Linked DNA regions of Homo sapiens: all the other regions are linked to region 3. Evidence: chromatin contacts called from ENCODE Hi-C or POLR2A ChIA-PET data. All regions are on one chromosome and are shown on one strand. The core of a region is the stretch at or near the end of the contact, and the rest is flanking DNA. Distances in the headings are between cores, read along the strand shown.

Region 1 (2,708 bases), core at 204-2,703, 740 kb after region 3:
AGTCTAAAAACATGACATAATAACACTGGCAGTGTACAGTCTGTTTCTGGGAATGAATTTCCTGATTTTTCTATCTCATTCACATGGCTGGCCCAAATGCTGACTGTGAACCCTGAGAAGCCTAACTGGACATTTGTCATAAACTCCAAGTACACAGACATTCTTGTATAAGATCATGGTTATTGCAAGACGACTGGTACAATTAAAGCACTTCTGTAATTCTACGTGGGAACCTGCTGTGTCTAGTATTATAAGACAGGTTTTGGACTCCAGATTTGAGAAGTAGATGACTAAGAAATACTGGCAAGTGCTAATTCCTGTCCCTGGATAAAAAAAGACCATAAAGGCCCCAGATAAAATATGATGCTGGCTTATTTTTCAGACACATTTTCTGGAAATTTGTGATCTCCACCAATCTTAAAAAAAAAAAGAAGAAGAAAAAGTAATGTCCATTTCTGGATCCTTGGGCCAGGCTCCCTTAGTCAGTTCTCTATTTTTCTTACCACCCAGATACTAAAACATTTGGCATACGTGGGATCATAGTGTTTCAGAGCTGGAAGGGAAGCTCTCCCACCCTGGTTTTATCTGTAGGCTGGATAAAGGTTTGGGATTTAGCAATAGGCTTTGCTAACTCAGCTTGTAAAAATCACATCCTTTATCAACTCCCCAGATGGTTTAGATCATTAAAAACACAACAAAACAAAACAAAAGCCCTTCAGAGTGTACACTGTGAAGATATTCTCTAATTTCCAAGAAAAATAAATATATGTCGAATTTCTCACAGATTTCTCACACTCTCTCAGTATACAGCCAGAATTGTTGTGGTGAATGGAGAACTTAAAAGCATCGTTTTTGAAACTGCAAAGCCTTGTGCTGAATACTTAACTTCCAACAGCCCCTTTGCCTTTCCAGCTTGTCCATCAGTCCCCAATTCCAAGTCAGTATTTATCTATTGGAGCTTAGCTTAAACTGAAAAGTGGATGTCTTTATTCAATAAATTTGGGGCAACTGGCTCTCAATAAGCAACAAAAACAAAAAGGCTATTTCAAGTCAAAGAGACCTCAAGAAACTATCCCACCATCTGCTGGGGAGAGAGAAATGAGCCTGTGGGCCAATAGCTCTTTATTGAACAGAAGAAATAGTATTGTCATCTAAATTTTCTGCAACACTCTTTGGATCAAAATATTATAATCACAGCAAATAGATGCAGCAAATAGATGTGGCCACACTTAATGGATACTCAAAGGGCCAAACCACTGCTCACTTTGGATCATTTACTGTCATTTGGAAGTAAAACTGGGGGGCCGAGGGGGCTGGGGCTGGAGGGAGAAAGGGAGACCTTACGTTAAGCTGGCATGCACCAGTGGATAAATGGCTGGCATTTGCAGAGCTGCATTGCAGGGGAGCTTTTAGCGGTTTGCCACTGCCAGCTGATGTCTCTGTGAACATCAGTGCCAAGAAGCCAAAAATGAAAGCAGGTGCAGGGGCAGAGGAACTGAATGTTGAGGGCGAAGGGGAGGGGGATTCAGCAACAGAACTTCTGTTGTTAAAAATTGGTTGCCTTCATTAAAACCTAAACAATGCCTCACTTTAAACTCTGCATAACATTTTTAGCCCTGCTAGAGTCCTGCACACACACTTAAGACAAGCCTCTTACATTTATGCACTAGACTAAGAGACTCTTTTTTGTTTGTCTCTCTCCAAAGCTGTGGATTGTCTGCTAGACGGCTGAACTCCGATTAGAGCAGCTTTCCTTCCGAAGCCAGGAGCATCTGCTTCTGAAAGTGCCCCTTTGCTCCCGTCTCTCCCAGAGTGCCCCCTCTTCAGAAAGTCCCACTTCGACACAACCAGGGCCTGGGAACAGGGAATATTCCTGAACTCGGCGTGTCTTCGCCAAGCAGTGTCGCCAGTTCAGCTCTCTGAAATGCTGCTTTCCGATGAGAAAACAGACGGGACTCAGTGTCGCCGGCGATTTACATTTCCCTCAAAAGCTCTATGTTCCTGCAACATTGTTCCCCGAGCCCACCGTAAGTGACAGCAGGAAAAAAAAACAATGGGAGTAAGCGAAGAATAAAGGTAAAGGTTCAAGACCAACAGAGAGAAGGAACTAAGGCTTGCCACGGGGCACATTAAAAATGAAGAATAAAACAGAAAGACATCTGCCCCCTCTGCTGCCCAGCACGGCTGAGCCATTTCCAGCAGTGACTTCATCAGTGACCAGCCCAAACTGGAGAATGTGAAAGTCATCTTTCATAGAGATAGGACAAAAATACTGATCACACACAGCCTTCTCACAACTGTGATGGAGGAAGAACAAACCCCAATGAGAGGAAACTGCAGGCAATCCATGTGCTTGGTTGAAAATACAGTTTGCTTTGTGTTTTCTAATGGACATTACTGCAATGAGGGAAATAGCATGTTTGTTTTTACAGGCTTTTAGAAAATACAGAAATGACAAAGTTCATCTACAAGCCAGATGCTCGGCACAAACCAGAAAGAGCTCAATCTACTAAAACTAGGATGCCACAACTTTGGGGTCAAAAATTGTAATTATAATTTAGCATGGATATGTATGGTGACTGTTGGGAATGGTAGTGAGAATTAGGTTTTTTTTTTCCTATGGCCTTACACTTGGGAATAGTTTATAGTGAATCTTCATATCTTCTACCACAAAGTATTACTGTTTTGTCCGTAGTAAGTTTGGTTAT
Region 2 (2,700 bases), core at 111-2,610, 710 kb after region 3:
TGTTGCAAAAACCATGATGTCCCCTCACCCACTGATAGAAATAGATTTTTTTTTTAATTTTCTCTAACTAATATGTAGGAAATGGGCTTTTTTCCTTTAGCTCCATGGATATATCAGTGTTGGGAGTAATGGAAATATTCATTTCAGCATAAAATTAGAGTTTAAAAGGTCAGTTTGAGATGTTTACAACAAACAAGTTAGAAAGAGGCAAACAAGAAACAGAAATTTTCTTTTTTAATAGGGAGAAAAAAATTACACTGATAATTGCCTAAAAATTATATTCATTTTCCAAGTGAATAAATGAGGCTTATTTGATATCACACGAGTACATAGTATTTCTTCTCAAAAACGCTTAAATTTTATATTTTAAAAATATGCACAAATATAATGGAATCAAAGTAGTTTAAGACTGTAAACATTTTAACCTGAAAATACTTCAGTTTAAAATCCTAATTTGAGAAGTCCTTTCTCCACATGGTTGTATACCTTGAAGGAAACTGTGAACACAGGTCGCAAACCAGTCTCTGTCCTGGAAATGAGTGAGTGATATTGATCTATACCCAGTCACTGATTATGCGAAGTCTCTAATGACACCTTCACAGCTTTTATAATCCAGTGGTCCAACAAAGCATGAATTTCAAATACTTTACAAAATCTTCCCTCCTGAGCATCTCTTTTTTTAATTAAAGAATAAAAGGAGTGATTGTTCAACATGATTTCAATGAAAATGAAGACTTGAATTTGTGGGTGTGTGCAATGTTGAAAATCAAAAGGAAAAAGATGCAGCACAAAAAAATCCTTCGCACAACTAATCAGATGACAAAGGTTTTGATCAGCGCGCAAGAACCAAGTGCTTTTCTTTGCTAAACGTAAAACAACGTTTGTCCAAGACTACGATTTCATACAATGTGCTTCTCATCCCACCTTAAGTTGTTTCTCTTTTAAACACTAATTTTTGCTATCTACTGCTTCAACATTCAGAAGAGCCTGCCTCAGGAGGCACAAAAGCTCTGTAATGCTGGGTTAAAGCTGGCACTTTATCCTTAACTCACCTCATTAAGTCTGGATTTTATTCGTCCTCAAAGACGTGGCTTGGAGATAGAATTCTAACCCCCTTAAATTAGAATTTTCTGGCTTTTGTCACTTTAAACCAGATCCTTAATGTTATTAAAAGGTGGGCATGTTGTTGTTTTTCCCCTTTTGGGGGAAGGGGTAGGGAGAAGAATTTAATGTTATTTTTAACGGAACTATCTTGTTAACCTTGGGGGACATCCCCGGAGCTGAAACCCATTGGAGTAATAATAGCTCAGCGACTCACTCCCTGCAGACAGCTCTGCCGAGTCAGTCTGGAAAAGCTCTTTAAAAGCACAGTCTCTGCTGGCCCTTTTCTTTTGGTTTCTGTGGAATTTTTCTTGGTAACAATTTTTAGCTGAGGGGGTTATGGACAATTGTAAACTGGAAGCATTGAAAGGAGGAGGTGGGGAGGGAGGCTGCTTGCTGCACTAATTAAAACAAAGCCTGCTTGTATAAACTGCATCCCCCCTGGTGCAAAGGGGCAAACAGCACAAGGGCCTCTCAGAGCACACAGCTCTGGATACTGCAGGGACTTATATTTTTAAATACAATTAAAAGTAATGCCCCTTTGTTGATTATACTCTCCTTGCCAAACTTGAGGACGGCTGAAGCTGCCAAACATTTACTTTTAAATTTAGTGTGCCCAGCAGCCTTCCAAATGCTGTCAGTTTCACAGAAGGCAGGGCAGTCTGTGATTAACAGCTTCCCAAGATACCAGTAAGTTGCTTGGACAATATTTCAAATGGATGCTGGTTCTGACACTGAGGAGATCAAGCCGGAATTTGGTGTCACTTTGGGGTTTAGAAGGAGGTGGGATTGTTCTTACCTCTTGATAGTACACAAGTTTGAAAGTGGAAAACATTACCAAAGCAAACTCCTCAATTACACATGTGCAAGCAGCAGAGAGTATCTGGTCCAGACCTAACTAAAAAAAACTTGTCAAATGAAAGAGAAATGCACAAACATGCCTGTACTTTGTCCTCTGAATTTTAAAAGCATCTAATGTTACATAGCTCATGTGAACTTTAAAGCACGGCCATCCATGAAGGATTCCCTTTATGGTTTTAGTGGTTGTCCTCTTTCCTTGCTGTTCACAACTATGATTATTTTATAAACCCTTTTGTAGCTGGGTTTATTTGATTTAACCTTTTAAATGTAGCTTCGTTTCTGACAATACAGGAAATATAACGCCAAAAGAAACTCTGTAGAGAAGATGGATGAGAGAATCAGACACACAATTTGAAATGAGATGTCCTGGGAAGACAACAAACTTATTTGGGACTTTCTTGATTTTTCCAGTGTGACTGTCTATAAAGCTGAATGCCAAGTTTTGATTCCTAGGTTTTATGTGGTTGCATAGGTAACAAACTAATACTTGGCGAGGTGTTCTTTTTTTTTTCTTTCTGATGAAAAATGCAGGCTTGAAAAACAAGGTGCAGCATCCGTTTTCAATTAAAAAAAATAAAAATTTAAAACCTCTCCCTCTGGGCCTGGTACTGAGCCAGGTAAGAAAATGAGATGGGTGTGGTCACTAAGAAAGCAATAAGATGAAAATACTCTTCTGCTTGAAGTAGCTTTATATTTTAGTGGGTTTTCCCTCATTCCAATAAAGAAAGTTACACTATG
Region 3 (2,700 bases), core at 59-2,558:
TTGGGAGCCAGCCAGCGGGGCTGCAGGAGGAGGAGGAGGAGAGCGAAGCCGGGCGCGGGGAGGAGGTGGAGGGAGCAAGAGGCGGCGGCGGCGGCTCGGCCCGGTCCTCCCGCTCAGAGCGAGGCCACGTGCACGGGGCACCCCCGGGGAGGGCGGCAAACCGCGGCGAAGCGCCGCGCGCCGCGACTGCCTCGGGTGCGGGCCCCTGGTGGGCAGACCCGGGACGAACCCGCACCCCCTCCCTATCCGCGAACCCGGGCTCCGGGCGGGGCCGTCGGGGGCTGGGCGCCGCACCCCCCTGGTCCACGCCGGCGCGCCCCAACTACTTGAGCCCAAGTTCGCTCAGGTCCCCGCCTGCTCGGCCTCCCCCTTTTCCCGGCAGCCGCAGGCTCCGCGGACTGAGCCCGCCCCGGGTGCGAGTGTCCGCGCCCCAGCCCCGGCCTGGGGGCGGCCTGGGTGTGAGGGAATTTTCCACTCGTTCCTTTCTCGGGCTCAGACGGTTTCGGTGCTTCTCCCACTCGGATGTTCCCGCGGCTTAAAAGAGTCCGCAGCGAGCACCGAAATACCTCTTCCAGGGCGGGTTTTCGGGGGTGTGTATGTGTGTGCTGGTGTGGGGAGGGCAGCGGAAAGAAGAGCTATTTTGGAAAAAAAAAAAAAGTCATGGTTCTGTAGCACCGGTAGGATACCTTTAACAAATGAGGGAGAGGTGGGGGGAGAGAAGGAGAAGGAGGAGGAGGAGGAAGGTGGGGGGGCGGGGGGTGTGGAGAGGCTGGTGCAAAAGGAATGCGCGTTTGCAGGAGGAGGAGTAAAGCGATGATTGTGTAATTAAATAATAAAACAATCCTTAAGTCTGATTTGGAGAGAGCTCGAGCGGGGTCCAGAGGGTGGAACCGGTGAATTTTTCAACTTCCAAGTTTTGCAACGAAAGAAAGCAAGAGAGGGAGGGAAAAAAAAGAGCCTAGAGCAGAAAAGAGAGGAGTTTGGAGCCGAGCGGGAGAGCGGGATTTATCGTTTGGAATTTTTCAGGAGATCGTTTTGATACCCCTGGGCTCTGGGCAGCGGCGGCAACAGCAGCCTCCACGCTCGGCCGGGTCAGACGCGGGGCGAGGCGGGCGGGCGGGCGGCCGGGCGCCGAAGACCCGGCGCGGGCGGCGGCGGCTGCTGCTGCCGGGGACCACGCGCCGCGAGCCTCTTCCGCCCCAGAGATCAGCGCTCGCGCCCCCTCCCTCACCCCGGCCTCTCCCTTCTCCCCCATCCCACCCCGCCCCCACCCCGGCCCTCTCCCGCGCGCGCCCCGCCACCCGCGCGCACTCGCTCACGCTGCCCCTCGCGCACACACATGGTCGGCTCGCGGCAAAGTTTCGCCTGCGATCACCACTCCGGGATCCTGCCGCAGTGCTTGGGGCTGTAACCTTGAACTTTCCCAGCGCGGTGACACATTCTCCCCGCTCTCCCTCCCGCCCGCCCGCTCGCCCTCCTGCGCCCTCCCGCGCCCCCCTCCCCGCCTTTTTTGAAAAAGCATTTTACCACCAACCACCACCCCAATCCAACCCACACCGAACCTTCGCGCACCCCCTACACCCCAACAACAACAACAACTGCAAAATAGAAAACAAATCCCCAAACCCAGGCGAAAAGCAGCCAACACCGGCGGCGGCGGCGGCCTCGGCAAGCACGGCCAGCGCGCTCGGACTGCAAGAGGGTTAAAAGTGTAGATTGGATTTCACCCCTGGAAATCTAGCACGCCGAGTGAACTTGAATCTTTGGCTATTTAAGGAGGACTGGGTTTGTTGTGAAGTTGCGGTGATCCAGCGCAGAGCCCCGTCCTGATTGATCGCATCGCGGGGCTCAGATGACTGTAAAATGAATAGATGAAATTCTTGCTTCTCGAAGATTTTCTTGGGCATCTCCCGGAAAGTGCGTTTTAAGGCGAAGTCATGATGTATTCTCCCATCTGTCTCACTCAGGTACATGTCTCGGTCGCTTTCTCGAGCTTTCTCTCTGGCCCGAAATGCCTTTGTTTTGTTTTGTTGCGGACAATTAGCGGCTTGAGTTAACCTCCGCACATCCCCGTCCCTTGGAGAAGTGGCCCGGAGTTGCAGCGGGCGTCGCGGGGCGGCGTGGGAGCCGGGAGCGGCCCCTCGCCACGGCCACTGCGAGCGCCCAGCCCCGCGCCCTGGGCACGGAGCGCGGGCGCTGGGCCGGGCAAGGCCGCCGGGGGGTGGGCAGGGCCGGGACCTGTAAGTGCGAGGCCCCGTGCGGCCCCTCAAGTGCCCGTTGTGGTGCGGCATCCCCGCCCGGGGTGCCCGTAGCCCCTCTCAGCAGCTCGCGCGTTGAGGTGGACTCGGGCTTTGGAGGACTTTACGGGGGACTAAGCTTTTAAAAACAGCCAGTGAACTTGGGCGAGGGGACTGTAGCACGAGTCTGTGTGGGCGCCGCTGGACTGCGCTGCAGGCGGTGGGCGGGCGACGAATCGAGTCGGAGGTTGTGGTCCGGGGACCCATTCCTTTGCTTTATTTGGGGATCTGAAACCCTGGTCCATAGTGACCTGCTGCACTTTGGGGTTTCTAGTGACCGCACCACAAAGGCAGTATTTACGTTGACACGAGTTAGTTGGTCTTGGTGATTGTTAAGGAGTTTTTAGAACGTGTTCCTTTTGTGGAAACCTGTTCATTTGACGATATTTGGGCGTAGCTCGTA
Region 4 (2,700 bases), core at 201-2,700, 990 kb before region 3:
ACAACTGCTCTACTGACACAGAAAGAAAGAGAGGGAGGGTGGCTAGAGCCAGTACAGTACAAAGCAATGGTTATCAGCTAGGCCCTAGAGTTAGACTGCTGGGGTTCAGATGCTGGCATCCCTACTTACTTAACTGCTGTCTGGCCTCAGGCATATTACTTGAACTCTCTGAGCCTCAGTTTACTCATCTGAAAGAGAACAGCACCCTACTTTATGGGGTTATGAAGAATAAATGAAATACTATATGCAAGAGGTTCAGTAGAGTCCTGGCACATAGTAAGGACTCAAGAACTATTAGCTGTTTTTACAGTTATCACTGGATGACTATTAAATAGCCTTTCATGAGCCAGACATGGAAGACCACATGCTCTAATTAAATTTATATGAAATTCTAGAGAAGGCAAATCGATGTTGATAGCAGATCAGTGATTGACAGAGGCTAGGGAGCGGAGGTAGGAAATTGACAGCAAAGGGTCACAGAAAACTTTTCAGGATGTTCTATATTATGACTGGGATGCTTTGTAAACACTTGTCACTGAATCACACATTTAACTTGGTGCATTTTTCTGTATGTAAAGTAAATCTGACCTCTCTCCCCCAAACTCTTAAAGATCTAGCTTTTAATTTTCCAGTTATTTTACATGTCAGAAGCAAGGTTCAGTTTCTAAACTCAGCCAACAAATATCTGTTGAGCACCTACGATGTGCAAGACACTGTTCTGGGTGTTGGGGATACAGTCTTGAAGAGGACAGATAGCATCCTACCCCCATGGAGTTTATAGTTCAAGCACGAATTATACACCTATGTTTGGAGTTACAAAATACAGGATGCTATGGGGAGAATACACTGTCCGGGTAGGGGGAAGTAGAGGAGTTCCAATATGTATAAATCTCTGTCCCGCGTTTTTTTCTATTTTTTGAACACAGAAGCAAGCAGAGTCCTTCCACCTACAGTCCAGGTGGGTGGTGTGTCAGAGGCCTCTCGGGGACCAGTGACCGTGACCCAAGGCTGCCCTCAGGCCACACCATCTGCGAGATGCGGTGGCCACCTGGCGAGGGAAAAGGACTGGCACCGGACCAAAGACCAGGTGGATGCTTCCACGGACCCCAGGTGGGGCGCTGCTTTGACCTTGGCTTCGTCATGCCCGCGCTCTCTAGCTTCTTTCCAGGTGTGCCCAGCCACCGCAGAGAACAGGCGGCAGGAAAGCTTAGGAAACCCTCCCAGAGGGCGTGCCAGACCGGGAAACTTTATCTGGGAGGTGACTCCACCCACTTGGGCGGGGCTGCCGCCCGCTGGGGGCCGGGCAAGTGGCCCGGCCAGCGGCGCGGCGTCCGGGGAGGAAATGGATGCTGTGCTGGCCTGCCGGCTCCGGGGGCGGGGAAATCGAGTAGCTGCACTCAGGCCCCGCCCGAGACCCGGAGGGAGCGCCGGGCCGTCCCCTTTTGCCCTCCTTTGCGCTGGGCTGAGCCCAGAGCCGAGAGCAGGAGTCGGCTCTGAGTTCCCTGCTTGGTTTTTGGGTGGCAGCAGCCAGAGGAGGAATATGGCGCTCTTAGGCAGCCGAGCGGAGCTGGAAGCGGACGAGGTACGATCCGATGGGGATTGCGGGCCCGGCCCCTGAAGCCCTGGACAGGAGTCCGGGAGAGAAGAGTGAGCCCGGCTAGGACGGCCGAGGCCCCGCCCCCTTGGTCCCCTCTCTGGGGTGGGCTGGCGGGCGCCGGGTGGGGGCGCCCGGCCTTGGTAGGTCTGTCCCCGCTGGAGCTAGGAGGGTCCCTGCGGCGCGCGGAGCGGACGCAGTGCCGAGGTTCGGAGCGCCGGCCCCGCGAGTCGTGGGGATGGAGGACCCACGTCCTGCCAGCACTTGGATGGGCGTGAGGGCGCGGGACCATAGGACCCGCAGCTCTGAGCTGTTCCGGGCCGGCCCAGCGACGCCTGGGCTTTACGAAGTCTGACCCTGAAGTCCTGGCACTGGCTCTCTGGGTGTTCGTGGAATCATCCCTCGACCTGGGAATCTCACCTTCTATGGAAGTTTCCTGGTGGCAGAACCGAAAGGCTTACGATTGATGAAAAGAGGGGGCAGCCTGAGGAACAATGAGTAGAGGGGTACCTGCCGCGACAGCAGGGCAGGGCTGCCAGGGGCTGGGGCTGGAGGGCTAGAGCCGCAGCCCAGGCTGTGGTGCTTCCCTCTCCCTCCACGGGGCCGGGACACTTCCCCTAGCAGGTCCTCAGAGTCGGTGGTGGCCGGAGGGAAACCACTTTGAGAACCGACTCCGGCCTCCTTTGGTTTCAACTGTGTTTGAGTAATTAGCCACTCCTTCAGTCGTGGCGCGCCCGGGCCTGAGCACCCAGGGGCTAGCGCGCCGGACCTGTTGATTTATTGACTATTCATTTCAGCACCTGGCAACTCCAGAGACAGCGCTCTCCCTGCTCTTGAAGTTGAGACCGAGGCTCCAGCAGCAGCCAGCACCCACAGCTGCTGTTCCTGCCATCTTACCTGACTTGAATTGTGCGAGTCGCTGCCTTTAGAAGGCTTTGGTTTCAAATGATGCAATAGTGGACGATCTGGAGGAGGCGGTTAAGTTTCCCGTCCATCTCTTTAGTGCCAGGAATCTCCTGACAAGGAAGACTATACTTTAAATGTGCTCCGTAAAATAAACAAAAAACAAAAACTGAACTACAGCTCCTCTGCATGACAGAGAGACA

What was found. Hi-C counts contacts between places; a loop is a spot of excess contacts on that map. ChIA-PET counts read pairs that join two places held with the same protein, here RNA polymerase II (POLR2A). Pooled maps may share reads with other maps.
Region 1: a loop to region 3 is called in a map of heart left ventricle, with 4 times the contacts of the local background. The contact joins the enhancer-like site here to the promoter of NFIB in region 3. A Hi-C loop is called at or near these places in 5 of 168 maps with a recorded cell type or tissue (cardiac septum, endothelial cell of umbilical vein, heart left ventricle and 1 more) and 9 of 50 pooled maps.
Region 2: a loop to region 3 is called in a map of chondrocyte, with 1.8 times the contacts of the local background. The contact joins the enhancer-like site here to the promoter of NFIB in region 3. A Hi-C loop is called at or near these places in 1 of 168 maps with a recorded cell type or tissue (chondrocyte) and 6 of 50 pooled maps. POLR2A ChIA-PET finds 5 or more read pairs at or near these places in 1 of 52 experiments (AG04450).
Region 4: a map with no recorded cell type shows a loop between it and region 3 (5-fold over the local background). The contact joins the promoter of TTC39B here to the promoter of NFIB in region 3. A Hi-C loop is called at or near these places in 8 of 37 single-sample maps with no recorded cell type and 13 of 50 pooled maps. POLR2A ChIA-PET finds 5 or more read pairs at or near these places in 1 of 52 experiments (K562).

What each region holds. Positions count from the first base shown.
Region 1 is chr9:13,568,141-13,570,848 of GRCh38, reverse strand. No RefSeq gene overlaps it. Among named protein-coding and RNA genes, the nearest start is that of LINC01235, 140 kb to the right of the region's middle. Within about 2 kb of position 1,453, at least 9 of the 41 ENCODE cell types and tissues checked have a DNase peak (open chromatin) inside an H3K27ac peak, as active enhancers do; they include endothelial cell of umbilical vein, heart left ventricle and heart right ventricle, where a contact is called at or near this core.
Region 2 is chr9:13,606,996-13,609,695 of GRCh38, reverse strand. No RefSeq gene overlaps it. Among named protein-coding and RNA genes, the nearest start is that of LINC01235, 180 kb to the right of the region's middle. Within about 2 kb of position 1,360, at least 5 of the 41 ENCODE cell types and tissues checked have a DNase peak (open chromatin) inside an H3K27ac peak, as active enhancers do.
Region 3 is chr9:14,312,749-14,315,448 of GRCh38, reverse strand. It overlaps NFIB (nuclear factor I B), which reads left to right and starts at 1,308. Exons shown (of 11, transcript NM_001190737.2): 1 at 1,308-1,967. The coding sequence starts at 1,938. RefSeq lists a silencer at 1,605-1,899.
Region 4 is chr9:15,305,966-15,308,665 of GRCh38, reverse strand. TTC39B (tetratricopeptide repeat domain 39B) reads left to right here and starts at 1,450. Exons shown (of 20, transcript NM_152574.3): 1 at 1,450-1,582. The coding sequence starts at 1,541. RefSeq lists silencers at 1,196-1,535, 1,566-1,885 and enhancers at 1,123-1,685, 2,249-2,700.